2 separate regions of the Homo sapiens genome follow, and region 2 is linked to region 1. A link is an interaction called in ENCODE POLR2A ChIA-PET data of the cell type or tissue named here. Cell type or tissue: endothelial cell of umbilical vein. All regions are shown on one strand. Each heading gives the region's core, and the rest is flanking DNA. Links, peaks and the distances in the headings are about the cores only.

Region 1 (15,283 bases), core at 6,147-10,146:
TTTGACTAAACATCTATCAATATGATAAAGGAAATCTCCTCTAATATTTAAAAATATGAATTGTAAAAAAAAATAACAAAATATCACATTAGTGGTAAACTGAGTACAGTACCTGTCGACTAATGTTAGCAGGCGTGAACTGGTTAAGAATGGGTTGCAAGCCTGTTGTATCAGCAGCTGTTCTATAATCCAACCGATATTCCATAAAAATAGTAATTGGAGTGAGTTTGTCTCTAAATTCAGATTCATCCTAGAAATGGAAACGCTTTGAATTAATGATAACGTCAACCTAAATTATCTGGAGAAATCCATAAGTGCACATTACAAAGCCAGCTGTATTCATCCCTGAGCCTTCAATTCTAACAACATTCTCTGGAAAATTATACTTATGTAGAAATAGAATATCCAAAAGAAGATTATCCTTATCAAGTAAGAGCCTTTAGTCAATTTTTGTTTTACAATGTACTATTTGATTCACACGAAAGTACGAGACATGTTAACAACATGAGCACTCAAACACACACACCCAACATAATAAGAACATTATTGATACTGCTTAAGCTACCCAAATACTTCTTTCTCTTCCTCCCTCTGCATTCCTTCTCAATAGGATTACATGTAGTCTTCTGTGACTTGCTTTCTGTCCTACACTCTTAAGATCCATCCATTCTATTGCATGTAGCCTACGTTAATTTTGTACTGTTGAGTACTATTTCATCATGTAAATATACATTCAGTTATCCATTCTGTCAAAGGCTATTTTGATTGTTTATGGGTTTTGTTTTTGCTATTACAGAAATTGCTGTGATTATTCTTATATATAGTGACAAGTATATTTGTCAGTTCTGTAGTACCACATTATTTTCCAGTCTTCAAAACAATTCACACTGCCGTCCGCAATGTATAAGAATTCTTAATTCACATCTTGACCAATTAATAGGTATTGGTGGACTTTGTTTAAATGTAAGATTCTATTTCTTCATAGTCATAACTTGGGGTATTTGTCTTGCTTCTTAAATCTTGAAGTTTTTAAAATTTACTCTAAAACCTTTTTTGCACTTAAAAAAGACAGTCACATATTTCTTCTTTAATCTATTCATGTGGTAAATTACATTTTTAGACTTAATATTAACCCACTCTAGGATAAATCCAACTTGGTTTATGTATCTTTTTTTACAAACTGCTAAGACTTATTTGCTTATAATGGCTTAGTCATTTTACATCTATTGTAAGACTAGAATGAAATTCTCCCTTCTGGTACTATCCTTGACCACTCCAGGAACCAATTACACTAGTTTCACAGATTGACTTTGAAATATTTTGGTTTTTTTTTTCTTTCAAAGAGCTATTTAAAATTGAGAAGTCTTGTTCTTGAATGTTTGATAGATATTGCCTATAAAACCATCTGGGCTTTGTCGTTTTGTAAAGATTAATGGCCAATTCTATTTGTTAAGTGTTTAGAGGATTATTCAGGTTTTCTGTTTCTTCTTTTGACAGTTGTATTGTTTTTCTAAGAATTTCCATGATTTGTCTAAAAGTTTTCCTATGTACTGGCCCAAGGTTATTCAAAATATTCTGTTAATTCCTCCCTTATCTGTAATGTCCCATCTCAATTCTTAATTTTGTGGTGTTTCTTTCTTACCTTCATTTTTTCTTAACTTTCATTTAAATTAAATAGCATTTAAGGCTATACATTTATCTTTACATTCTACTGTTGTGATAGCCTATACATTTTGATGTCACATTTTCATTGTAATACGGTTGCAAGTAAATTTCCATTATGATCTTGTTTTTGACCCATAAGTTATTTAAAAATCACACTTCCCAATTCCCAGTTGATCTTTTTGTTATGGATTTCTAACAACTGCACTGTGATAGTATGTATTCTATAAAATTACTTTTTGAAATTTGTTTAGACTTCCTTTATGGCCTATGCATGGTCAGTTTTCATATTCTTTAGTTGTTAGGTGTAGGTTCTATATAAGTCTGTTAAATCAAGTTCATTAATTATGTTGTTGTCTAAATATTTACTGATGTTTTTGTCTTGTTTTGTTTTTTCCTTTAAATAAAATAGAGTCTCACCCAGGCTGGTCTCAAACTCTTGGCCTCAAGTGATCCTCCTGCTTTGGCCTCCCAAAGTGCCAAGATTATAAGCTTGAGCCACTGTGCCCAGGCCCTTTATTTCTTTAAACATTTTATACAAATTTGTGCTCTGTAGCTGGTCTTTGTGGGTCTAAAATCTGATGCTTCTTCTAGTGGCTTCTGTGTGTGTGTGTGTGTGTGTGTGTGTGTGTGTGTGTTTAATGAATTCATATTTGATCAAACTTAACCTATGGAAATCCTGGGGCCCATACTGGATTGCTCCCCTTCAGCAAGGTTTTACATTTGGCTCTTGCTGGAATCAGAATGCACCTCTGTCGTAAGAACACTTAGCCTTATACAACTGTCGGAATTCCTGTGCTGGTGTCTGCAATTACCACCTGCCCTCTCCTTAGGCTTCATCCTTTGCCAGCAACTCTCGCTCATATATTTGCTTATAACTCACAATTCAGATTTTTGCCACTGGAGTTTTTTAGTTGATTGCTCATTTTTTTTTTGGACTCTGGTGATTTCTTTTACTGTCTTGAAAGTTCAGTTGCATTTAAGAAATATGTTTATCATAATTTGTTCAGTAGTATTGTTGTGGAAAGGCCATTTGGAATATCCAATCTGCCAGAAGTAGAAGTCCATCATTCAGGTATGACACTTTACAAAGCTAAATTTCCTTTGTGTATTTTTCTGTTTTTCCTTTTGATCTAACACTAATTTACAGAAAGTGAAAATCATTTAGATAAAAAACTAATGACTAAAAAGGAACAACAAGGTAGCAGAAAAGTTAGCTCTTACCCGCAGATACGCTATCAATTCCTCACACTGCATCAGTCCCCCCCTTGAAATAGTCATGTTCTTGGAGTGACTTGGGGACCTGCTGTAGAGAAACAGTGCTCGTCGAATTGCTCCCTTTTGCTTGAGTTTATCCAAAAGAAGTTCCACCTGGAAATCTATGTAAACCAAAGGATTTATAACCAACATATTCTTTATGGACATCTATCTATCCTACTCTAGAGTTTTCATGTAAACAGAGATCTTTATTCCTTAAGAAGTAAATTGCTTCTAATTAATTTAAAATGTCATTACATTGTAATGAGACTACAACATATTAATTCTGAAAAAATATTTAATAATAATTAAATAATTAATCAAACTTTCCCTAAAGTAATGTCATAAATAATTCCCAAAAAAATGATAGTAGTAAGCCAATTATCAGACAGGAGAAATGCTATCTTTTAATTTAAGCTGAGAGGAGGAAATCCAGAGGATGAAACATGTGAATTAAGACTTCCATCATAAATTCAAGTAGCAAGAGTCTTGCTGATTTTGATTAAGAAGTATTTGCTCATATGTACTCATACCATCATATTAAACACTATGATGAATGAACAGTTTGCCCCACTTGAAACTCCTGCTTCCAGTGAAGCTATCATATCAAACTGTCAGATGAATATGCCTTCAGGAAGCAAGTGATCAAACAGAGTTAAATGCATCAAGAATCATTGTAAAAGGATGTAGCAATTAGGATTACTGCCTTGTAAGATTCAGTTCTTTAAATAGTTTAAGAGAGTGCAAATCTTTAAAACCAGAATTCGCGTCGCAAGTTTCTCTAAAAGGTGACCTTTATTTCAAATTTGGGTGAATACCCGGGGTTATTTTGCTTCATGTTCTGTTCTACTAGGCCATATTGACCTCCATGCCGTTTCTCAACCACTGAGCACATTTTCCGCTTCAGGCCTGCTGAAACTGCCAGTTCCTCTGTGGCAAACACTCCTCCACACATCCCATAGCTCCCTTATTTCCTTCAGGTCTCTACTGAAAAGTTTTCTCCTAGGGAGACCTTACTTGGCTGCCCTATGTAAACTTTCACACACAAACACACACCCAACAGTTTCAGTTTCTTCTCTGCTTTACTATTATTCCTTACCACTTGCCATTAACATACTGACAAACCCTGGCAATAATTATTTAACACTCCTATCTTGCCTATCTTGCTCTCAGGACCACATCAACCATTTTAGGAAAAGAAGAGTAGAGTTTGCTGTGTGAATTAAATTGCATGACCAAAACTTTTTCTCCTCCTTCTCACTATTTCTAAACCACCTCTACTCCTGAGATTGCTTGGGGCTGCTCAAAGACATAAAATACAGACTTCTCAGCAGATCATCTACTTATAAACCATAATATTCATATTTCCCCAGAGTTCATTATGTCACATTCGTAACTGCTTAAACTTCTAAAGGTCATATTTACCATTCTGTGGGCTATTTAGCTCATAATGTCCATAAATAAGTGTATTATTTTTGAATTAGCTTAAGGGTTACCAAAGAATATAATTATGTTGAAATCTTAAATGTCTTTAAGCATAAACATTCAAATAAAAAATTATAATAACAATTCAAGTAACTATTTGAATATCTTAAAATATTTTTTAAGTGCTGTGTATGCAGTATCATTAAAATAATATGATTTTTCATAGAACACTTACTAAGTTTCCTGGGAAGTACTCCTTTGCCATCTGCCTTTAAGCAGAACCTAACATTAAAACTGTGGAAAAATAAAAAACATACATAAATTCTATAATTCAGTTTAGACATATTTTTATTATCACCCACATCTCATCTTTCTACTACATAGTTTGTATTGTGAAGCCTTACATCTTTCTTCATGTCTTAATATTATTCTAAAAACATGAAACTATATACACTAACCTAACTCATCCTTCAGTAATTTAAGCACATTTCCTTTCATGGTACCTTGATGAAAAAAAGAAAAATAATGTCCTAACTTTCTCTCAAGCTTATAGAACCTATTGATAAATCTAAATGAGGGGTATGACAGTTCAGATTTTTTTTTTTTTTTTTGAGACAGAGTCTCACTCTGTTGCCCAGGCTGGAGTACAGTGGCACGATCTCGGCTCACTGCAACCTCTGCCTCCTGGATTCAAGCAATTCTCCTGCCTCAGCCTCCCAAGTAGCTGGGATTACAGGCATGCACCACCACACCCGGCTAATTTTTGTATTTTTAGTAGAGACAGTGTTTCACCACGTTGGCCAGGCTGGTCTCAAACTCCTGACCTCTGGTGATTCGCCCGCCTTGGTCTCCCAAAGTGCTGGGATTACAGTGAGCCACTGTGCCTAGCCAACGGTTCAGATTTTAAAAACTGTCTCATTGATAAAAGGACCCACCAAAACTTTCTTTAATTAGCAACCTCCTTTACAGCAGTGTTCTTCACAATTTATTAGCAGGTTGTGAAACCAGTTTAATGGGTTGTGTTCAGCATCTTAAGAAAAATTTTTTAATAAATAAATAAAACTGATTTAGGTATCAAAGGTAAGTACGATTTTCTGAAATGCTTGATTTAATTACTTTTATGTGTTTATAATGCAAAATGTATTTCTATGTGCCATACTCAAAAATCATATGATGTTACTGCTCTAGTTAGTGCATTTGAAGCCTTTGAATTACTAACATAATTAGAAGCAGATTATTGGCAACTTCACAGAGGTATGCAGGGTAGAAAAGCAGTAAAACTTACAGCAAAATCTTGAAAACAACTTCATTGCCAGTTCAATAAAAATGAAGACCAAATATTACTGAATTTTTAAATGTAATCCAATTAAAGAAATGAAAGTTTCAAAATTTTAATAACTATAACAATAATTCAAAAATATTCAAAAACAAATTCAGGAACAATATCTTTAATTGGCTCTTTTGAAGTAAAACTTTTTTAGGCACCAATCATTTTCTCCTTGATCATAAGTTCTCTGCAACTCGTCTGTGTAAGTAAGGAACATGAATAGTGTTTCCCAAAGTGGGAACTCATGAATGACTACTCATGGTGATTTTGGTAGTATATGGGTCAAGATTTTTCATTAGTTTTATATTTATATTGATATGTATGAGAAAGATACTGGTTTCTACATTTTGCTTTTAAATACTGTGAAGTAAAGCACGAGACAACTTAAAAAAATATCTATAATGAGCACTTTGGGAGGCCGAGGCGGGTGGATCATGAGGTCAGGAGATCGAGACCATCCTGGCTAACAAGGTGAAACCCCGTCTCTACTAAAAATACAAAAAATTAGCCGGGCGTGTTGGTGGGCGCCTGTAGTCCCAGCTACTCGGGAGGCTGAGGCAGGAGAATGGCGTGAACCCGGGAAGCGGAGCTTGCAGTGAGCCGAGATTGCGCCACTGCAGTCTGCAGTCCGGCCTGGGCGACAGAGCGAGACTCCGTCTCAAAAAAAAAAAAAAAAAAAAAAAAATCTATAATGAAAATAGAGCAAAAATTACTGAAGTAGCATACAAATGACAAAGATGAGAGAAAGAATGGAGTAGAGAAGAATTCAGACATTTAACTTATGAAAAATTATTATATTTTTCTTTGGAAACTAGTAAAGGAATAAGCAGAAAATTAATATATTAGAGCAAAATAATTTTTTTCATACAACTGTTCATAGATATTAAATCAGAAAAACAAGATATCTTTTAAAAATGTAAGTGTTCATGGGCCTGTTTGGAATTACATATAAATGAACTGAGATCTTATTAGCTTTTCTTTCTTTTTGAAAATATTCATTGACCACGCATAATTCTTTAAAAATTAATTTCATACTAATTTATAGAGTATCTTTACAGCCTTTAGATATCCTTTTTGGAGCACTATTTCTATAATCCAATTTATAACATGAAAATAGAGTATAAGGCCAGGTGCAATGGCTCATGCCTGTAAATCCTAGCACTTTAGGAGGCTGAGGCAGGATGACTGCTTGAGCACAGCGGTCTTCGAGACCAACCTGAGCAATATAGGGAGACCCCATCTCTAAAAAAATTTAAAAAATTAGCTGGGTATGGTGCCACACACCTGTAGTCCCAGCTACTATAAAGGCCAAGGTGGAAGGATCACTTAAGCCATGGTTGTGCCACTGCACACCAGCCTGGGCAACAGAGGCAGACCTTGCTTCAAATAAAAAAAGAATAGAAAAAACAGTATACTCACAGAAACTGTTTTAGCAATATTTCAGCCCTACCACCTTCATTTTCAATTGTTCTTACAATGCCTGAACAATAATCACAATAATAACTATTATTAAACAAATACCCTTACCAGGAAACTTTGAGAGCTGTTCCAGGCAGTGAGCAGGTTTTATTGTCTTGATTTAAAATGCTAGGGTACACTTCAAGACCAGCATTTACAGTGATAACTGGTCTGGCCCTAGCGGGGGAGGGAAAAGAAGATGAAGTAAAAAATTATTTAAAAAGTTAGGTTGATTGAAATATTTTTGGTTCATATTCACTACATATATAGTACCATGTCTACTAAAAGCATTGTTTGTAATAGTAAAAGGAACAGGAACAACATAACCGTAGGTGATCAACTGTCTTAGTTGCCCAGAACTGTCCTAATTTTAGCACAGAAACTCCTGCATCCTGGGAAATCGCTCAGTTCCAGACAAAGTGGGACAATGGCTGGCCTATATGAATTCAGTCACTAAAGCAGAATGGCTAAATAAGTTGTGAGATATCTACCGAATTCGCTGCACTACCGTGGAGAAAATGAGTGGGATGACCTCTAAGACATAACCAACATATAGTTTTAGTGGGAGAGAAAAAAAAACCCAAAAAGTACAAAGAATGTCTACTGATATACATACATACATACATAATATGATTTTTTAATGCATAGAATATTTCTAATAGAAGAAACAAATAAATTATTAGCTGGTGTGAGGGAAAACTTTTTTTTATATACCCTTCTTATAGTGTTTGCATTTTTACCACGTACATTATACAATTAACAGCAATTTTAAAAACTAAAAACAATAAATTAAAATAAATACAGTTTTCCTGAGTTCAGATACACAGGTTTAAATCCTATACAAAAATACAGCTGGCTCAAGTCAATGTGCCTGTCTCAAAATGATAAAGATCTGAAATCTGTTAAGTATTGTATAGCTACAATTAAATTGACCCATCGCAAACTCCGCTACATAGCACTAATGTTAGTGTTCCTGCCATGTATAAACTCAGATCATAGATATATAAACATCTTAACTACTTGGGATGCCAACTGATATTCTACGTCATGAGGAATTGATGAAATACAGAGAATAACTGGGGATATATAAGAAATTGGGAAATAGAAATATATAAATTCATACATATTGCTCTAATAAAAATATTCATTTGGGGTTTCATTACATACTGACCTTGTGGTCAGAGAATACCAAGACATAAGCATGAGGTTAATTTCCTGCTTCTTATAGGAAAATGTAAACCCAGACAATTTTTAGAGAGATTAAAACTACAGGAGAATACCTCTGAACATAATTTAAAAGACAAAGAAGGGGCGGGCATAGTGGCTCACACCTGTAATCCCAGCACTTTGGGAGGCTGAGGCTGGTGGATCACTTGAGCCCAGGAGCTCAAGACCAGCCCAGATAACATGGCAAGACCCTGTCTCTACCAAAAATACATAAAATTAGCCAGGTGTGGTAGTGGCACATGCCTGTAGTCCCAGCTACTCGGGAGGCTGAGGCACGAGAATCACTAGGACCTGGGAAGCAAAGGTTGCAATGAGCCAAGATTGCACCACTGTACTCCAGATTGGGCAAAAAAAAAAAAGAAGTTCTAGTGTTCAATAACACCGTAGATTGACTATAGTTAATAATAATTTATTGTACATTTCAAAATAGCTGGCTGGGCACAGTGGCTCATAACAGTAATCCCAGCATTTTGGGAGGCTGAGACGGGTGTATCACTTCAGGCCAGGAGTTCAGGACCAGCTTGGCCAACATGGCAAAACCCTGTCTCTACTAAAAATACAAAAATTAGCCGGTGTGGTAGCATGTGCCTGTAACCCCACCTACTTGGGAGGCTGAGGCATGAGAATTGTTTGAACCCAGGGGGCAGAGGTTTCAGGGAGCCGAGATGGTCCCACTGCACTGAAACTCTGTCTCCAAAGAAAACAAAAGATCAAAATAACTAGAAGAGAGGCTGGAAGACAGGATTCTGAATGTTCCCAACACAAATAAATGATCAATGTTTGAGATGATGAATATCCTAATTACTCTGATTTGATAATTACATTGTATGAATATATCAAAATATCACATGTACCCCATAAATATGTACAATTATTATGTACCAATAAAAATAATACTATTTGCCCATAGCAAATCATGAATAGAAAGAGCAAATTTTATCATTATTTCAAGAAAATTAAACTAAAATTCAAACACTGACACTTAATTAAAAAACGTTCAAATAATTCAGAATATTCCTATACCGCAGGATACAGAAAATGCTCACCTGTATAAGATAGCTCGATCTACACCAAAAGCTCCTACAATTAAGTCTTAAGAAAGAGTGGAAAAACATGTTAATAATGATAATGGTTTTTAAAATGTATATACCATTCTATAAAATTTTCAATGAATATAAAAAGGTTTGAACAAATTCTCAAAACTATTAAGAGGTTGTAAGACATCATATAAAAGGCTAAAATATATGAAAACTGTAAACAAACTACCACCAGTGGAAAATGCTTATCATAAAGTAGACTTTCATCTAGGTGGATATAAATCTTTTAAATGAATATTTAGTAAAAAGTAGCAATGATAATCATACACCTGCCAAACATACATACTGCCAAAGGAAAAAGCTTTATAGACGCCTGTGGATTTTACAATCTTACTGTAAAATTTCCTTTCTATTTTCTATATATAATGTGTGTGTGTGTATATATATAAAATACTATAGCAGATAGCACTCGAATCAGCAAGAATGAAATGCATTAGTTTTCATATGCCACAGGTTCAACTGGTTCACGATTCAGAAAAAGTCAAATGAGAGCTCTATCTCACAGTATACCCAAGCTAAATTTGAGGAAGTCTTTTCTAAACAGAAAATCACATGAAAAAAAAAATAAAAACAGATTAAATAACATAAAAGTTTAAAACTTTATGCTCAAAATGCAAATCTGACAAACTAGAAAATACATAAAAGAGTTAAGAAGTTAATATTTGCAACATTTAAGGCACTGTGAAAGTTTAAAAAAAATGAATGAATGAAAGAAAAGCAAAATACAATCCCAGTAGCAAAGAAGAAAAAAGAGACACAAAAAGGAAATTCACAGAAGTAAATGTGTGTATATATATACACACAAATGTGTATATATATACACACAAATGTGTATATATATACACACAAATGTATATATATACAAATGTATATATATATACACACAAATGTATATATATACAAATGTATATATATATACACACAAATGAAAATGATTATTTTTACTAATAATCTATAGTTAAGAATCAACCTCATAACTATACATTAGATTATTAGTAAAAATAATCATTTTTATTTATGTATAGTTAAGAATCAACCTGATGGCCGGGTGTGGTGGCTCATGCCTGTAATCCCAGCACTTTGGGAGGTTGAGGCAGGCAGATCACGAAGTCAGGAGTTCGAGACCAGCCTGACTGAGACCAGCCTGACCAAGACCAGCCTGATCAACATGGTGAAACCCCATCTCTACTAAAAATACAAAAATTAGCTGTGCGTGGTGGTGCCTGCCTGTAATCCCAGCTACTCAGGAGGCTGAGGCAGGAGACTCTCTTGAACCCGGGCGGTGAAGTTTGCAGTGAGCTGAGATCACGCCACTGCACTCCAGCCTGGGTAACAGAGCGAGACTTCATCTCAAAAAAAAGAATCAAACTCATGCCTTATTTCTAGAATCACAAACTGTTAGTTAAAATACACTGTCCACCTGTTATACAGTTAAAAATTATTTTAAAAGAAGCACAAGTATGGGAAAACAATGACTCATTTACTGCTGGTGAGTGCTTTAAAAAGTTGACAAAAACCTTCCTGTGGAGGGAGTGGGATGGTAACTTGACCATGTGTATTAATAACCTTAAAAAAAGAAGTGCACACACTTGACACAGTGATTCTTGAATTTTGTCCTAATGACATAATCAGAGATATGCAAAAGAATTATAAAGAAAGATAAAAATGCCACAAAAAAAGGTAAATAAGATATGATGCAGCTATTTGTTACAAAGGGAAACAGAAAATTCATGTTTTAGAAGAATAATAAAGAAATGTTTCTGAAACGTTGAATAAAACACTATGAATAGCATATAAAAGCATGATTTCCTTTTTAAAAAAATGTGTGTGACTGCACAGGAAAAACATTGAAAAGATATGCTTTGATGTATTTTCTAAAAGTTCTATAACAAATATATTGCATTTATAACAAAAAAACTCTAAAATACTACTAATTTATGAGAATCCACTTCATGTCTTATTTCTGGAAACAGACCAACACACTTGTATATTGAGCTCATATTAAGTGTTTCAACACAAAGGTCATCTAAATTTTCTACACTGTATTTCATTTAAAGAAAAGATCTGTTTTGATCCTAGATCCATTTATAATGCTCCAAAGTGTATAAGAACCAGAAAAAGGTCTTGCTTGCTCTACTGGACCTATGCAGTGGGCAACCTTGGGTAAACTGCCTTTCTCAGTCTCTTTTTACATTCAGAAATGGTATAATAATGAGCTATAAAAATGAGCTTATATTAACTCATGTATTAATGGGAGAATTAAATAAAATAATATACTTGAAAAAAAAATCACAATGAAGGCCGGGTGCGGTGGCTCACGCCTGTATTCCCAACACTTTGGGAGGCCACGGCAGTTGGATCGCTTGAGCTCATGAGTTCAAGACCAGCCTGGGCAACATGGCAAAAACCACTCTTTACAAACCATGCAAAAATTAGCCAGGCATGGTGGTGCTTGCCTGTAGTCCCAGCTACTAAGGAGGCTGAGGTGGGAGGATGGCTTGAGCCCAGGAGGTGGAGGCTGCAATGAGCCAAGATTGTGCCACTGTACTCCAGCCTGGGCAATAGAGACATACCTTGTCTTAAAAAAAAAAAAAAATCACAACTATTAGTCAAGTACATATATTCTACATAATTAAAAAAATAAAAAAGATAGCTAACATTAAAACAGCTTAGAATGAGCATTTAACTTTTGTTTATAACTTCTGTAATACTCTTCTCATTTCATTAAAGACTACAGGAGAAACTCAGAGTACACTGTACACTCCCAGGAAAGAGAGCTGACTTTTCTTCATATACCCTTAGGTGACGGGAATGATGCCTTGAATATTTTAGAGGTTTGATCAACATATGAAATACTGAATTGCAATAATTTATAACATAAATCAAGAACAGTAACTAATACTATTTGCTATTAGGACTGAAAAATCTAAGGGCTCTATGTGTTGATAAGAAAGCACCTGGATATCCATTTTTGTCTATATCTGTGGCTCCTTTCATTGAATAGCCAAAGCTTGGTGGCATGCTTCGAGCAGCCCACTGCCCTTCAAGGATTTGAGATGGGACTGCGTTCAAGCCTGTTGATCTTCCATTGAAGATATAAACAATTCCTTTTTTATCTTCACCCCCATATGGAGCAGCAATTGCAATATCTGTGGGGAAAAAAAGAGGAGGGGGAAGGAGAATGACAGAAGTAAGGAGGAGGAAAAGAAAGGGAAGAATGAGGAAGGAACGAGAGAAGGGGGGAAGAGGGCAAGGATGAAGAGAAGAAAGTTTCAGTACTTGTAATTATTTGTACAGATCTTAATATTTATAGAACCCATTCATCATGATAAATACTAATTCAAAGTTCAGTAGGGTACTCTTTATCCATAAGCAATAATCTAATTCAAGGAAACTCAAGCAAAACTGTACAGAAAAGACATTAATTTAGGGCCAGATAATCTGGCTCTGACCTTAAACCAATCACTTAAACTTTCTGGACCACAAATGCTTCCTCATTAAAACTAGGGGTAGGGGATGGAGGAGGACACATCAAAAGATTCATCTAAAGTTTATTTTCACTCTCAAAATTCTAGATAATTTATTTATGGATGGTATTGTTTTTTCTGAACAGAAGCCAATCTGCTCAGAAATTCGTAAGTTGTGACTTCATCTTGATCTTGCTCAACTTACACTGAAAGAAGATAAATGAATAACATTTTAAATCTTTAAAAAACCCCAAACACCAAATTATCTTTTCTACCTCTAAAATGTATTACCAATCTGCCCACTTCTCTCTCTGCTGCTGCCACCCTAGACAAGTCATTGCCGCATTTTGCACTTAAACAGCCTTTTTTTCTTTTCTTTTTAATTTTTGTTTGTTTGAGACAGAGTCCCGCTCTTTTCCCCAGGCTGGAGTGCAGTGGCACAATCTTGGCTCACTGCAAGCTCCACCTCCTGGGTTCACACCATTCTCCTGCCTTAGCCTCCCGATTAGCTAGGACTACAGGCGCCCGCCACCATGCCCGGCTAATTTTTTTTGTTTTTTTTTCAGTAGAGACGGGGTTTCACGGTGTTAGCCAGGATGGTCTCGATCTCCTGACCTCGTGATCCACACACCTCGGCCTCCCAAAGTGGGGGGATTACAGGCGTGAACCACGCGCCCGGCCTTAAACAGCCTTTTAAGTGGCCTCCCACTTCTACTCTTGCCTGTAACTTTCTCTTCAAAAGGGCCAAACATTCACCATATCATGTCACACCCATCCCCATCTTAAAATCCTTCAATTAGTTCCCAAAGCATTTAGAGTAAGTTCTAAACCCTACCTGGTATTTCCATTGTTTACCATGCAAATCTCATTCCTCTCCCCATCCCCACCCCCACGCCATCCAGTTTTTTACCCTTATTTACTCTTTCCAGCAATCCTGGCCTTTTTTTCTGTTTATTAAACACACCAAGCTAGCTTCCAACTATGGGCTTGTATTTGCTATTCTCTCTGCCTTTTGCTCCAGAGCTTTTACAACTCTATTCCTTCTATTTGTCCAAATGATAGATCAATGTCGTTCTGTCATTAGATCAGCTGTCATTCTGTCAGCAAGCTATTCCCTAGCCACCCTACGCAGCAGTGCACCACCCCTCTCGACCCCCTACTTTCTCTATCACCCTCTCTATCCCGAAACTCTATTATATTACCTTGCCTTCTAAAAAATCCATCATCTTTATCACTATCTGGATTTCCCCATTGTTTACTTATTCTATGACTACACAAAGTAAGTAAGCTATAGAACATAAGCTTCATGAGACCAAGGACATGTCGTATCTTGCCTATCACAGACCCTACGTACCAGTCATAACAAATTGCCTCAATTTCCTTAATGTACACGAGCTGTCTCATAGCTCCTTAATAAGCCATGCCTCATCATCTCCTGGCTCCCCTGAAACATCAACGATGCCTTGATCACTCATCCTTTATATGAGACCATTAAGCCTGGGATCTCAAACACTGTGATGATCACATTGAGGTACTTTTTTTTTTTTAAACATATATGCTGCCCCCATTGGATGCTGAGTTTCTTAAAGACATGAGTAGACTCTGATTTATGCTCATTTTCACCACCTAGAAGAGTGCCTGGCCTGCAGTAAACACCAACTAAGAATTTGTTATCCTTAAAAATGAGTACCTAACTTATGTAAAAGTATTCTTTTTATCCTTTTTTAAGCCTTAAAGGTAAATCGGCTGGGCACGGTGGCTCACGCCTGTATTCCCAGCACTTTCAGAGGCCGAGGCGGGTGGGTCACGAGGTCAAGAGATTGAGACCATCCTGGCCAACATGGTGAAACTCCATCTCTACTAAAAATACAAAAATTAGCCAGGCATGGTGGTGGGTGCCTGTAGTCCCAGCTACTCAGGAGGCTGAGGCAGGGGAATCGCTTGAACCCAGGAGGCGGAGGTTGCAGTGAGCCGATATCGTGCCACTGCACTCCAGCCTGGCGACAGAATGAGACTCAGTCTAAAAAAAAAACAAAAAACAAAACAAAACAAACAAACAAAAAAACCAAAGATAAGCATAACTTCTCTACTGACATATGCATTAATAAAGTAGTTATTAAAACAGGCTGGCCACGGTAGCTCATGCTTGTAATCCTATCACCTTTGGAGGCCGAGGCAGGCAGATCACTTAAGCCCAGGAGTTTGAGACCAGTTTTGGCAACATGGCAAAGCCCCATCTCTACAAAAAATACAAAAATCAGCCATGCACAGAGGTGCACATTGGTAGTCCCAGCTACTTGGGAGGGTGAGGTATGAGAATTGCTTGAGCCTGGGAAGTCGAGTCTGCAGTGAGCTGTGATTGT
Region 2 (15,283 bases), core at 7,126-11,125, 76 kb after region 1:
GACTCCTTTTTCAAACTTATCTTTCAGAGTTGATACAATCTATGATAGAAGATATATAAAACTGAGATTCAAAGCACCAAAATAGAAATCATGACCGGGTGTGTTGGCTCACACCTGTAATCCAGCCCTTTGGGAGGCCAAGGTGGGCAGATTGCTTGAGCCAAGGAGTTTGAGACCAGCCTGGTCAATATGGCAAATCCCCATCTCTACAAAAAATAAAAAAATTACCCAGGCATGTTGCCATGTGCCTATAGTCACCCCTGGAGTGTGAGCTGGACTTAGTAAACTGCTTTTAGTGAATAGAATAAAGAGAAAGTGACTGTGGGACTTTGTTGACTAGGGCATAAAAGACACTGAAGCTTCCTTTTGTTCTCTCTTGGAGGGGAAGCCAGCTGCCATGTTATGAGGACACACAAGCTGCCTTATAGAGAAACCCACATGGTGAGGACCTGAGGCCTCTTCCCAACCACCATGTGAGCGAACAATTTTCAGAGTGGATCCTGCCTCCCAATTAGGCCCTTAGATGATAGCAGCTCCTGCCAGCCTCAATCTCAAGTGAGACCCTGAGCCAGGACCATCCATCTAAGTAGCTCTTTAATTACTGACCCATGGAAACTGAGATAATGTTTGTTGTTTTGAGCCAATATGTTTGGGGTTTAAAATTTGTTATTCAGCAATAGATAACTAATACAATGAGTTTATAAAAGTTAGTAATTTGCTAAGGTCACAGAGCTAGGAAGTATTAGAGATGTTCTAGCCAGTTTATAATAGCAAAGGTGACCATGCAATTTATTGTCGAACTGAGACACTTTAGAGAGTAATAGAAACACTAATAATAACTATATTGATACAACAGCTATATACTGGAACTCTCCAGGGCAAATTGGAACATAGGATCACCCTAATTACATCCTATGCTCTCTATTGCTACACAATTCTGTTTTCAGTATAAGTAAGTATATACAGTATGGCCTGTGCAACAATGTAAGTTTAGCACAAAGAAAGGATAATTCATTTATTCAGACAGAGACTGCTAGCTAGCTATCCAATATTCATTGCCTGCTTCTTGTTTGGTAATAAAACCCCTATATTGTGTGGTGGCAACAGTGGTCTAGCTGGAAAAAAAGAAACCATTTCCAGCTTCCTACAGATGGACAAGATATGTCAGTAGAAGTTGTCAGGTGGAGCTTGTAGGAAAGTTCTTTTGTGGGGGCTATCTTAACTATCACAAGGAACCTTTTTTGTTCTTCAATTTCTGTATAACTGCTGCCTAAGACATGGATGTGATAGTCAGAACTGCAGAAGCCACATTGTGGACATGAAGCTATACTTGGTAATATAGGTCATGAACTAAGAATTATAGAACAGAAAGTTTGTGTTTCTCATAACCATGGACCCATCATAACAGTTTTGAACTGTAAACCTGTATTATGCAGTAGAAAAATATACCTTTATCTTTGTTAAGCTGTTATGACTTGGATTTTCGGTTATACCTTGACTAACCTAATCTTAGCTGATATACTCACCTTAATTCCTCAAACAGAGATTTAAATTTTGAGTGCCAAAAATTTTTATTCTTAACCTATTTGGATAGAAATTATGCTAAATATACTGACCACTCTAAAAGAGAAGAGTAGCTAAAAGAGAAACATTGTCAGGTAGTTTTCTTGATGATACAAGGTTATTATTATGTACAGAAAGATGAGTCAGTTCACTGTTTTGGGTCTTTAAAAGTTTATATGCTCCATGGAAGCTCCTCCAATTGTTGACATTAATAAAACAAGTATGAATTAAGTCATTGTGAGCAATACTCTAATTTTCAGATGGTCTGGTGCCATCACTAATTTTGTTCCTTCTGGGAGGTTTTCTAAAATCTCCACCTTTACTTCCTCTAAAACTTGAAGACTAAAGATTTTCACCTTTCAGTCTTTATGGATATATTTGGGTTTAATAGAAAATGATGATGTTCACTAAGATGTTAGATACAGAACTCTTAATTGCATAATAGCATTAGATTTAGCACATAGAGACAAAAAATTAAAGGTTTTATGCATTTCAGCATTTTGTGAAGCATAAACCATTCTACAGTTGGATTTCTTTTCTTCTGAGTTTTGACTAAATTACTAGTATGGAGATGGTTACATGAATTAATTCTATTCTTTGGTTATAAGAGAGTCCTTAAAAAACTTTTTTATTCTGTCTAGTTGTTCTAACTATTTCAGTTTAGACTATCTTTATTATTAAGAAAATTTCTAAACAGTTACTTTAATGAAGTACTCTCTATACAGAATAAATCTTGTTCACATGTCTAAAATATCAAGGATAAATATATGGAAGAAACTTCAAGGACAACCTAACAATATGGCTGACCTGAAATGCAGTAGTAAAGGACATTTATTAAGAAGAATGAAAACTAAGGCTAGATGATCATTTGATAGGGATGTAATAAATATGTGTTGTCTACTATAACTTTCTTCAATGATGAAAATGTTCGATATTTATATTGTCTGAACACTTGCATTACCCATATGTGGCTCTTGAGCTCTTGAAATGTGACTAGTATGATGGAAAAATTAAATTTCAACTTAAAAATATTTTTCATTGTCACATGTATCTAATGGCTTCCAAATTGGACAGCATAGTTATAGATGGTATTGATACCGAGGTTAAAGAATCAGATTTGATAGATTCTAAAGTCTCTTCCAACTTTGTATTGCCATAGCTGCAAAAATAAATGGTGAAACTTTTTCTCCGTTACTGCTCCACTCTGAACCAAATTTTTCTGTTTTTAATATTAGGAATTCATTTATTCATTAATTTAATCATCATAGAATTAGTGTGCCAAGTGCAGTGGAAAAAAAAAGAAGCTGCTCTGGCATCAACATTTTTGACCTTGCTTTTCTCTTTCACTGCCTTCAATATCTCTTCTCCTCTGGGACACATGTCTCATTGTCAAATGTGATAGCAAGGTAGCAGGCTATGGACACAAAACCCTAAATGCAGGGGCTTCCAGATTGAGCAGATATTTCTCTGCTTGGAAGGAGCAAACCCACAGAAATGTATGGGGTCATGCAGGAATAATAAGGATACTGAGTCAGATCAAATTGATTTTAGTGTAAATAATGTGATGTTACTTGCACATCTGAGATTGCGTGTGGGCTGTACATAATTCCCACTATTGCCAGGATTCTTGCCAGTGTTCCAAGAATTCTCAAAGGGGCTTAAGCCAAAATTAAGTTCCCAATCTCACTGGCACCTCACCTTCTGCATCCGGTTTATTTACTCAACCTTGCACATACTTCATCCAAACTGAAAAAATGGAATATGGCCCCTTTTACATTTATTCCACAAAGGAACCTGAATGCATGGTGGTTGCATGTAACAGAATTCTGTAGAAAGTCTGATGGTGATGGTGGAGGGTAATATTTCAGAGTAATGCAGCGGAGGCCAGCTAACCACTTACGGTTGAATAGTAGACATATTTACAGCCCTCAGCCATTCCTACCATGGGAACATTGCGTTGACTGTATCTCCTTCTCAGCCTCCTGGCCTGTCATTGTGTTGTGTGCACTCCTTGCCACCAGACCTTCTTTTCTTTGATGTCCTCATTCCTAGGCCCCTGTGTCTTCCTTCTGGGCCAATGTCATGTCTACATCTTTCTCAGATTTCATACTGAGCAACTAAGACTTCTCTTTGTTTTGGCCTTTTTTTTTCAGACCATGTTTGGAACTTACATTGCAAGACTCAAAATTTTGAATGAAAAACTTAAGTTTAAAATGTTCTTATTCTAAAAAGGATTCTGGCTCCAGAGTTTGAAATAAAATTTTCTCTTTTTCATATAACTATATATGCTATGTAAGTATATATTGTTATGAGAAAAAGATGCCTCAGAGAGGACTTGGCCATTGTCATAAAATCAATAAAAGGTGTTACTGGGATTAGTATACAGGTCTCTTGAAAGGCATTTATCTTTCTATTATATTATCACTGTAAACAATATGAGTTAAAAAGATTTTATAAACATGTCTGAGAATCTTATACTTACTTACATATTATCTCCAATAGGAAATCTTTCTTGACTACCAAAAATGGCATAACAAACTTTTGAAAAGTAAGTCATATAAAAATGAAAAATGCATAGGTAAAAAAGTTATTGAACATAACTTGATGCATATATGTATTTTTAAATGGTATTTCACATGGGTACATTAGTTAAGAATTCAGCCAATACTTTGAAAATCCAGTGTTACATATAGGAAGTGGAACTTTTAACCAAAAAGAAAAAAAAAAGAGAGAGAGATAGAAAATTTTTTCCTGTTGTAATTGAGTTAGAGAAGCAAGTAGATAATAATTATTTTGACAAAATTATGCCTTGATCACCAACAATACCTTTTGAGGATGCCAGAAGATAGATTTATCAATGCTTATTGAATTATAAAACTTTTACTGACTCAGGGCTACATACAAGATGCTATGGCATATTGTGGTAGATGCTACAGCACTTTCAAGAATGAAGAGGCTGAGGCAGGTGGACTGCTAGAGGCCAGGAGCTGAAGACCAGCCTGGGCAACACAGCGAGACTCAGTCTCTACAAAAAATAAAAAATGTTAGTCAGGAGTGGTGGCACATGCCTGTAGTCCTAGCCACTCAGGAGACTTAAGCAGGAGCCCAAGAGTTTGAAGATGCAGTGAGCTACGATCATGTCACTGCACTCTAGCCTGGGCAACAGAGTGAGACCCTCTCTCTTAAAAAAAAAAAAAGGGAATGAAATGAAGTATTTGTCAGGACTCTTTCAGTTACAAGTGATAATATCCCAATTCATATTAGCTAAAGTGAAAAAGAGAATGGATTGATTCACATAACCCAGAAGTGCAGTGTTGGTTCTGTCTTCAAACACAACACAATTCTTTTTCCAGCTCTGCTTTCTACTTTATGTTGGCCTTACCCTCTCCAACTGCATCAGGCTGTACAGTTGACCAGAGAAAACAGTTATAGGTCCTACTTTAGCAATCCATAGATGATAAAGCTACCCTCTTCTCAAATAAGTATCTCAACTCAAGGCAATGATTTATATTGACTGTGTTTATAATAATTGCTCACCCCTGAACCAATCACTGTATTCAGAGAGTGAGATATTATGGTTGGCCACAGGTCAGGTGATAAACTCCTATGGGAATAATGTGGCACAGCACTGTGGTTGATGAATGTTGTTATTACTTAAGATGGAGGAAGGGCAGTTCCACAAAGATAGAGATGTAACTAGGCATACAAATATAATATTTGGCTAATACAGACTTATAAGTAACATGTCTTGTTCTCAAGGAGTTTTCCACATATAACTCTTGGTACTTATATAGGAGAAAAAGAATTCCCTCATGTGCCCTGAATTTTTTATTTCAATATTAATCAGTTATCCCGATTATGAAACTTGAAAAATATTCCCCTAGGCCTTCCTACTGTTAATTAAATCTATTTTTGTTAGTTTTAAACCAACTATGAAAATTATATAATCATTGGCATAATATTTTTGTGGTCAAAATGCAATGTTGGCTTAAAACTTTTTGTCTGTATCATAAATTATACATTTATCTTTAGATATTGTGGGAACTATGTCAACTAACAAGCCATTTCCTCAGTTAACCCCACTTCTGTGGTTGTGATGATTTGAAAACTGTTTCTTAACCTTGCTACACCTTGGTTGGTACTGTATTTGGAAACAATTTATTTTCGCCTTGACAACAAAACTTACCATTATTTTTAGAGAAATTTCATTTGCTAGAAAGCATCATTTGTATTATTTTATACTCATGCTGCCTGGGTATATGGAATGAAATTAAATGCCTGATGTTTGCATTACATATTTTTACTAAATGTGTCTCACATGCAATAGGGTGAAATACAGCTTTTATTGCATTAAGCTGCCAAGATCTCTGTGTTAATTTGATACTATAATACCGCCTAGTCAATCCTGAGGAATACAGATACATTAAATTACAAGTAGGCATAATTTATAAACAAAAAGGATTCTCATGGTAATTATGAAATGTTATATATTTTCCCTTACTACAGTATGTATAATTTCTATTCTAGACAAAAAACATACATATATTTGTGTGATTTACCTACAAATAACAGTTGATTTCACCGTTTTCCCAAGAGAAAGAGAAAACAATCTTCATTTAGTGAGTATCAGGGTTCAAAATATTTCTCTGGTGAGTTCAAGCTCAGAAGAGTCAGAAGGGATCTCCTATGCCAACTATCTGTACATATCTATGATTTCATCTTACTCTTTATTTCAGCAACTAAAATTTCAAAAATAAGTTTTTAAAAAAATTCTGAGTAGAAGTTCTGTTACTATACTAGAAATGTGTGTTTTCACCACAAGTTCTTTCACTTTAACTGTAGCAAAAGAAATGCAAGTTGATCTCCCTAAAAGTCCTTGGGAAGTGGCTACTATTGAGAGTTTTCTTGGGTTCTCCTCACCTCCTGAGGGTAAAAGAGAACCCCAGGAGGATTAAGTTTGAATCTTTCACCTACCACTGGAAAGCAGACATCTCAGAAATGTCAATATCACTTGTCTAATAATCAATCCTTCTCTTCAATTAAATAGCATTTCCTTCATGCTTTAACTCATTGGTTTTCAAACGTTTCTTAGCAGTGGAACCCTTCAAATGGCACACTAGCAGAATTCACATATATAAGACTAAGAAAAAGCAGAACCCAGATGCTGCCAGAGGACCACCGTCAAGTACAACTGAAAACTACAGCTTTCAACACTTCACACCACCTTTGTTTTATGATACACCTATTATGCTGCAGCTATGATGAGGGCATACAAATAAATAAAAGACTTGGTCATTTCCCTCAGACACATTCATTTTCATCTTTCTATAGTGGTTTCAGCATATTCACCTACAATTTATATGGTTCTCCACTCAAATAAACCTCCCCGAGCATCTGCCTTCCCTATTCTCCTTTCCCTTCCTTTCATAATGCTCAAAAAACATCTGCACACTTTTTATCCCACTTCTGCCTCAACTCAGCTGCATTTTTGCTATGTAGCCAATATCAAGACTTTAACCCATATCAATTCCAGTCAAAGTCTCCACCAAGCCCATTTCCGCAGAGGGCTGTGCTATTTTGCTCCCCAATCAACTCCCTCTCCAATAATCCATGTTAGATAAGTGAGGAAGAATAGAAATAATCTTTTCAATTTCCATTTTATAATAAGATATATATATAAACAAAAATGCTCTGTTGGTACCTGGGACACTGCGTATGGTGACGATGATACAAATGTGCACTTGCTCCAGCAGCATCATTTGCAGGAGTAATGCACAGCTATGTGGCCACCTACCTCAAGCCTCCTCTGTGCTGAAGAAAATCTTGCTAGGGGGTGTATCTCAAAAGGTGGTCTGAGGACCACTGCCATCTGGGGTCTTTGTATAAAAAGTGGGTTGCCAGGCCTAGCTAAATCAGGATTTCTGGGGTGGAGACGAGACCTGAGTTTTTTTTTTTTAGAATTTATTTTGGGGCGTTTTAGTGAAACTAAACTTAGTGAAGTTTGAGCATTCCATCTTTTTAGTTACCTATTGCTACATATCAACTCCTCCCCCCGACAACCCCAGTAGCTTTAGACAATGATTTCTTATTTATCATGATTCTGTGTGGGTTCACTAGCAGTTTCTCTTTTGGCATCTCCTGGGCTCACTCAAGCATCATCATTCTGGTAAAGGCACGGCTAGACTGGAAGGTCCAAAATAGCCTCATACATGTATTTGGCAATGCTGCTGGCTGTTAGCAGCAGAGCATCTCAGTTCTTCTTGTGACCTCTCATCCTCCAGTCAGCTGAAGCAGCTTCTCAGGGCAATGCTCCAAGACAGCAAAGGTGGAAGCTGCAAGCTTTCCTGAGGCCTAGGCTTGCTTGTACAACATCATTTCTGCCACATTTTGTTGGGTCAGAGCAAGCGAGATGGCCAGACCAAGTTCAAAGCAGAGAAAAAATAGATTTCATTTCTTGATAGATTCAGTCACAAAGCATTTTGTGGCTGTATTTATTTTTCCTGTACACCATAGTTCTTAATACTTAGTCCCTTCTCCATCATGTCTGCAGGGATTGTTGTGTTTATGAAACTTCTGGGATATGCTTTTTATGGGCTTTGCTTTGAAATGAAAATTTCTGTCAGTATTTGCTAGAAACAGGTTGTTTTGCTTTCCAGTCCTAAAACCAGGATTGTTAATATCATGGCTAATAGTTATTAAATATAAGGGTCCAACCTCCGTCGAAAAGATTCAGAAGCTCAAAAGAAAAAAAAAAAAAAAGAGTTGGTATCTAACTTCCATTTTGGACCTACTCAAAAACAACTATGGACTTATTTAAGAAAAAAATTATTAATACAACAGAATTGCACATATCCACAATTATTTTGTTCAGGTTTTTCCCATCAAAACCTTTTCAAATATGAAAAAATCAGAATTGGCTAAGTAAATTTAGTTTCCTCTTCTACCAGGCTTGCAAAGGGAGGGCTTCCACCCAAGCCACACCTACATCTCTGCTCCAAGAATTTGCTACTGTATACACAAGCTACATGGAATATTGAGAAAACTGATTTAAAATGTATTCTTGGAAAGTGGCCTCTGAGAGGACTTAAATAGCAGTTAATTCTTCAGAAAAATGCCAAACCCTGAGTGCCACCATGGGCAAGTCAGCTATCTCAGTCTTTCCTCCTAAAGTGAGCGTTGAATTTTATACTCTGTACCCAACTGACTTCAATCCATCTTTATTCTCTCTACCATTTTCATATTTAAATAAAACCTTTTGCTCTTATCAAAAATCACTTTTTAGGACAAGCTATGGTAAAAGAGGAAACCACGAAAATCTCATTTAATCAACTGAAAGAAAATATACAATTAATTTGCCTGTTGCCTTAAGTTGAAGTGTTTTAATACATTCTCCTGTATTTAACGTTTGCTTATATATTTTTTTCCCTTTTGGTTTATTCTAAGGCAAAAGTTTGCCAAGAACTATGTCCTCCTGAGTCAGCAAGTAAATTTCCCACTTAGATGAGTCACCAGCCTGGCTTCCCTAAGTCAGAGTCCTGTGTCTGGGCTAGATGAGAAACAACATTACAGGCAATCAGTCTAGACAGCTTAGGGGCAGCCACTTGGCCATTTATGGTATCATTTCCTTTTTTTTTTTCAACTAGGAGAGCCTAGAGAGCAAAGAGAGGCTCCTGGGAATATATGTAGGGTTGCCAAATTTAGCAGATAAAAATACAGGATGTCCAGTTAAATTTGTATTTCAAATCAACAATGAATACTTTTTTAGTATACATATGCCCTGTGCAATATTTGGAACATACTTTCACTAAAAATAAAAAAAAAAATCACTTATCTGAAATTCACATGTAATTGACTAGCCTATATTTTATCTGGCAACCCTACATATTTGGATCTCATCTCACATCAATCACCTTTTATCATGCTACAGAATGTCACAGATGAAAGTCTTTTCTCCTGCGTTTTAGAGAATGAAAGTTGAGTTATTTTTCTTTCATCTTTTATTAACTATGGAATTACTATCTAACATCAGAGAAAGAAAAAATGATCAGTGACAAGAATTCCTTAGAGCCATGCTTCTCAGACATGAATGTACATATAAACCAAACCACATGGGAACCTTGGAAAAATCCAGATTCTAATTCATCAGCCCGAGGTGAGGCCTGACATTCTGCATCTGTAAAAAGCTCTCAGGTAATAACAATGCCGCTGGTCCATGGACCATACTGGTCAGTAGCGAGGGTTTTAGTGTTTCTCACATTTCGCTGTACATTAGAAAAATCTGGGGAGCTTTTAAAACTCTTGATGCCCAGGCTGCATCTCACCTAATAAAATCCAAATCTCTGGGAGTGGGAGCCAGGTGTCAGTAATTTTTTTTTTAAAGCACCTCAGTTGTTTCCTATGCACAACCAATGTTAAGACCTGCTATCTTTGGCTGGGCAAGGTGGCTCACGCCTGTAATCCCAGCACTTTGGGAGGCCAAGGCAGGCAGATCACGAGGTCAGGAGATCAAGACCATCCTGGCTAACACAGTGAAACCCCATCTCTACTGAAAATACAAAAAATTAGCTGGGCGTGGTGGCGGGCGCCTGTAGTCCTAGCTACTCGGGAGGCTGAGGCAGGAGAATGGCGTGAACTTGGGAGGTGGAGCTTGCAGTGAGCTGAGATCGCGCCACTGCACTCCAGCCTGGGCCACAGAGTGAGACTCCGTCTCAAAAAAACAAAAAACAAAAAACAAAGAACAAAGACCTGCTATCTTTGGCCAACCAGTTCACTGCAACACTGGTTAATATTTATTGTTATCTCCTTAGTGGGAGGCAATCCCTTAAAAAAAAAAAAAAAGAGCACTCTGGTTGTTACATAGTAACTGTAATCTTTGTTTTAATTTTTTTTATTTTTAACTTTCGTGGATACATAGTATATATATATATTTATGGGATAAGTAACTATAATCTCCAGAGGCTGAAGTTGAAGGATCTCCACTGCAAGTCTTTTCAGTGTGTCCACTTTCAGTTATGCTTTCTAAGCAATTGAGAAAAGCAATAGATTTTTTTTTCTTTGCTTAAGCTCAGTGGCAAGAAAGCAATAGATTTTTATTATTTCAACTGTTATAATAAATATTTTTCACTAAATATTTTCCAAATTCAGAAATTTTATATCTGTGACACCAAGATTGTTGGAAAGTACTTTTTCCATGATTCTAAAATAATTTATTTTTCTTAATGTTTCTAATAGAAACCAAACAGCCACCACCTCAGAGTTAGACTGGCTTGGAAAAGACTGGTATTTATTGTCTGTTACTCTGGGAGGCTTGACTGGAGTCAAGGAATGTGGCTTACGGAAGAAAATCAAATCTTTAAGTCTTGTTGTTTTTCACAGACATGTCGATAACATAAAAGTATGCTTTCAAAGCTACTGATATGAACATAACGTATATATAACACATACTTACACAAAATATAAATAGAAATGTCTATAAAAGCCTTGTTTCTTAACCAAACACCTTCCTCATTTTTCCTCTTAATTGTTGTCACTTTGGTGCCATCCATTTTTTTATCATCTTCCCTAAATCACTGTCTTCTTTTTGTAGTCTTGTTTGACTGAGAAATGCCTTTAGGGTATCTTGTACTTTATGCTGGAGTGCTGTCCCATGGAATCGTCTTCTTTCTTTTCTTTTTTATTTACCTTGGTTTACTTTGTCCGCTTAATCATATATTCTCTTCTGTCATGTGTGCTTAGCCTACTCCCTCTATCTCTTCTCCCCTCAGTCCTGTACTTTCTTTTTTTTATTAAGTTTCTACATTGTTTGTTTGGTGGGGGGCGGTGTGTGTGCACGCACACCACCACACCTGGTTAATTTTTGTATTTTTGTGGAGATGGGGTTTTACCATATTGTCCAGGCTGATCTCAAACTCCTGGCCTCAAGTGATCCACTTGCTTTGGCCTTCCAGAGTGCTGGGATTACAGGCGCGAGCCACTGCGGCTGGCCAGTCTTCTACTTCAGTATCCAAACAATCTAGAATTTGTGACCAGATATTTTACTTGACCTATCCCCCTCACCAGCTCCAGCAGCTGCTACCATGCCTTGGGAAACCACCTTAAGGAGTCCATACATGCCCCTGATACTGGGTGGCACCATCAGCTGGTTGAAAGGTTGCCAACTTGAAGAGGTGACTCAGAAGAGGGTGGGTGGCAAATTGTTTTGCAAACATTTAACTATTTGTCCTTTCCTTAGTGCGCCCTTTCGGAAAATTTTTGGCTTGGAGGTGAGCTAGGGCAAAGTGGGATGCATCTCTTATGCCACATGAGTCTCCCAAAATGAGGAGGAAAAGTTAAGCTTCACACAAAGTCAGCTGCCTAAAAATGTTTTTGTTCTAAATAATGGTAGTTTACTTTTCCTGCCATCATGGGAGGCTCATACACAGTTTCTTTATTTTATTTTATTTTATTTTGAAACAGAGTCTTGTATAAATGATCTTATACAGCAAACGAAACCTGTGGTCTTGTGTTTTCTGCTTCTGTGTTTTCACAGTCTAATTTAGTTTTCCTTTTTGTGAAGCAACCAGATCCAGGAAAATTTAAGAACACTAACTAAAAGTGGGCCATCTATTTATCCAGGCTATGCTCAGCAATAGCGCTGAGCTGATCATGCACTCAAGCAGCTGGAGTGCATCAACACAGTCACCGCTCACTGCAGCCTCAACCTTCCAGCCTCAAGCGATTCTCCCATCTCAGCCTCCCAAGTAGCAGCTGGGACTACAGGCGCGTGCCACCATGCCCATCATACACAGTTTCTTAAAACTCAGAACAGTGTACAATATGGTGACAAAATAGTAACTAAACTAATGTTTATTCAACATTGTAAATTTTTATATGCAATTAGACCTTTAAGTCTTGAAAACAACCCCCATTTTAGAAAATGAGGGTTAGAGAATAATGAGTTGCCCATGGTCACACAGGTAATCAGGTGGTAAAGACAGGATGTGAATCCAAACAAATCGAGTTAGAGAGCTTACCTGCTGTACATTTGAATATACCTAGGGCCTCCACTATGCTATATTGCCTTTTATAGTTCTCTTGGAGAATAACAGGATTCTAAAGGATGATGATTTTAGATGTTAATGATGGTAAATGCATTAACTGCAGTAGTTTTCTCCAAACTGATTAAAAAGATTATTTGAAGTGTTACACAAGCCTGATATTACATAACGGTTAATCATAGTAAGAATTTTATTCCCTTTTCATTATTGTTTTAGTCTTTCTGATTACTACAAAAGGGTCAGATTGGGCGGGTGTGATGGCTCACGCCTGTAATCCCAGCACTTTGGGAGGCCAAGGTGGGCGGATCACCTGAGGTTGGGAGTTCGACAGCCTTACCAATGTGGAGAAACCCCGTCTCTACTAAAAATACAAAATTAGCCAGGTGTGGAGGCGCATGCCTGTAATCCCAGCTACTTGGGAGGCCAAGACAGGAGAATCACTTGAACCTGGGAGGTGGAGGTTGCAGTGAGCCGAGAGCCTGGGCAACAAGAGCAAAAACTCCGTCTCAAGAAAAAAAAAAAAAAAAAGGCTCAGATTGGTGCCAACTTATGTTAGCAGCTCTACTCATACTTGCTAATCTTTTAACAAAGAAAGGCAGGCCTTATGCTGAGGGGTTTTAGTAGGCAAGAGTAACATTATTTTGTGTTCATTTCTAAGATTTTTTCCATTTATGCCAAATGATTTTGGTTTATTTATTTAGGCGTGAATATACGTCCTCTTTAAATAAAATTTACATGTACATAACCTTTTTTTAAAAAGTACATGGTAGAGTTGATATGCAGATGTGTCAAAAATCATGCCAGTAACATGCCAATGGTTGCAGTCTAGACTACTTTAAACAACACAACAACAAGAACAAAACAAAAAGACTTTGCAGTCCTATTTCTACTAGCTGCGTGAAAATGTTGGAATTAAGAAAGAAATAAAAAGTTTAATCCTGAAGAGAACAGAATATTAGCTGCTATTGAATTCTGTTCTAGGACTTATAGAGTATAAAACAATTACTCCTCATTCCCTCCTGTGAGGCATTATTATGTTGTAGAAAGAGCGAAAGTGTTGACACAATTTCACAAGCTAAAGGTCGGATCCTAACTCTGCCACTGACTAACCCTAGGCAGGTTCTCATACATTCCTTGAATTCAGTTTCTCTATCAAGAAATAAAGATAAATTAGTTTCTGGCCCGGCTCGGTGACTCATGCCTGTAATCCCAGCTCTCTAGGAGGCTGAGGTGGGTGGTTTGCTTAAGCCCAGGAGTTCAAGATCAGCCTGGGGCAACATGGTGAAACCCCTTCTCTACAGAAAATACAAAAATTAGCCAGCCATGGTGGTACACGCCTGTAGTCCCAGCTACTCTGGAAGCTGAAGTGAGAGGATTGCTTGAGCCCAGAAGGTTGTGGCTGCAGTGAGCTGTAACTGTGCCACTGCACTCCAGCCTGGGTGACAAAGTCAGACCCTGTCTCAAAAAACAACAACAAAAAAACAAAAAACAAATTAAATAGTTTCTTCTGCCGTTTAGTCTATGATTCCACACTCAATGTATCCTCAATGGTTTGTACATTTTTTCCTAGCCACATCAGTATGGAACTGTGTGGGTTAAATCTCCTTTGACAATCTTCTCCCTTAGAGTTAAAAAAAAAATCTGCATCTATTTCCATTTATTTGCCTTTCTTCCAAAGTGCTTACCTAGGAGAAGCTTTGTATAGATCTGTACAAATAACTTATGTTTTGAGAGAATATAAACAATGCTAATGCTTTCTTTTGTAAAGCTTCTGTTTTGTTATCAAAAGCTATCAAATTTGAAGTCTCCCTTGGGGGTGGGGTGAAAGTGCTGTTACAGGTCTGCTGCCTATTAAAACCTGGTTCTATTCTGGGAGAAAGTGAGACATTAACTTCCTTTCCACCATTCAAAGAAACTAGCTTAAATTCCAAGGATGGCTGTGGCCATTTACCCGACACTGCACTTCCCCATTGTGTTTGTTTGTTTGCTTTAACATTGGGCACAAAGTACAATTAATTACCACTGCTCACTGAACTAGAATATAATTACGGCCTGAAAGGATGACCAAACTGCTTTCTCTTGTTGAGTGACCATAACTGCAGAGACCCTTTTCCAAAGCTGCTTGAGTGCATGATCAGCTCAGCGCTATTGCTGAGCATAGCCTGGATAAATAGATGGCCCACTTTTAGTTAGTGTTCTTAAATTTTCCTGGATCTGGTTGCTTCACAAAAAGGAAAACTAAATTAGACTGTGAAAACACAGAAGCAGAAAACACAAGACCACAGGTTTCGTTTGCTGTATAAGATCATTTAAAATCCTAGTTTCGTGGTTTTCTTTTTTTTTTTTGTAATTTTAATTTTTATTTTAAGTTTGGGGGTACCTGTGCAGGACGTGCAGGATTGTTACATAGGTAAACGTGTGACATGGTGGTTTGCTGCACCTATCAACCCATCACCTAGGTATTAAGCCCAGCATCCATTAGCTATTTTTCCTAATGCTCTCCCTCCCCCCACCCCACCCCCCGAGAGGCCCCAGTGTTTGTTGTTCCCTTCCTTGTGTCCATATGTTATCATTGCTTATCTCCCACATATAAGCAAGAACATGTGGTGTTTGGTTTTCTGTTCCTGAATTAGTTTGCTGAGGATAATGACTTCCAGCTCCATCCATGTTCCTGCAAAGACATG

The links. Peaks named below come from ENCODE experiments on the same cell type or tissue, not always from the same donor. Only the 100,000 strongest peaks of a DNase experiment are listed, where the experiment ranks them.
Region 2: POLR2A ChIA-PET joins it to region 1 with 5 read pairs; 8 of 35 experiments call an interaction of 5 or more read pairs at or near these places.

What each region holds. Positions count from the first base shown.
Region 1 is chr2:186,644,005-186,659,287 of GRCh38, reverse strand. ITGAV (integrin subunit alpha V) reads right to left here. Exons shown (of 30, transcript NM_002210.5): 13 at 12,411-12,602; 14 at 9,403-9,448; 15 at 7,199-7,306; 16 at 4,580-4,638; 17 at 2,887-3,041; 18 at 113-250. Among named protein-coding and RNA genes, the nearest start is that of FAM171B, 42 kb to the left of the region's middle. In endothelial cell of umbilical vein, for the core only: no CTCF peak of the experiment used is centred there; no DNase peak of the experiment used is centred there.
Region 2 is chr2:186,569,324-186,584,606 of GRCh38, reverse strand. It overlaps LOC124906105 (a long non-coding RNA gene), which reads left to right. Exons shown (of 2, transcript XR_007087465.1): 2 at 383-6,869. Among named protein-coding and RNA genes, the nearest start is that of ITGAV, 13 kb to the left of the region's middle. In endothelial cell of umbilical vein, for the core only: no CTCF peak of the experiment used is centred there; a DNase peak (open chromatin) is centred at 9,056; H3K27ac peaks cover 1,757 bases.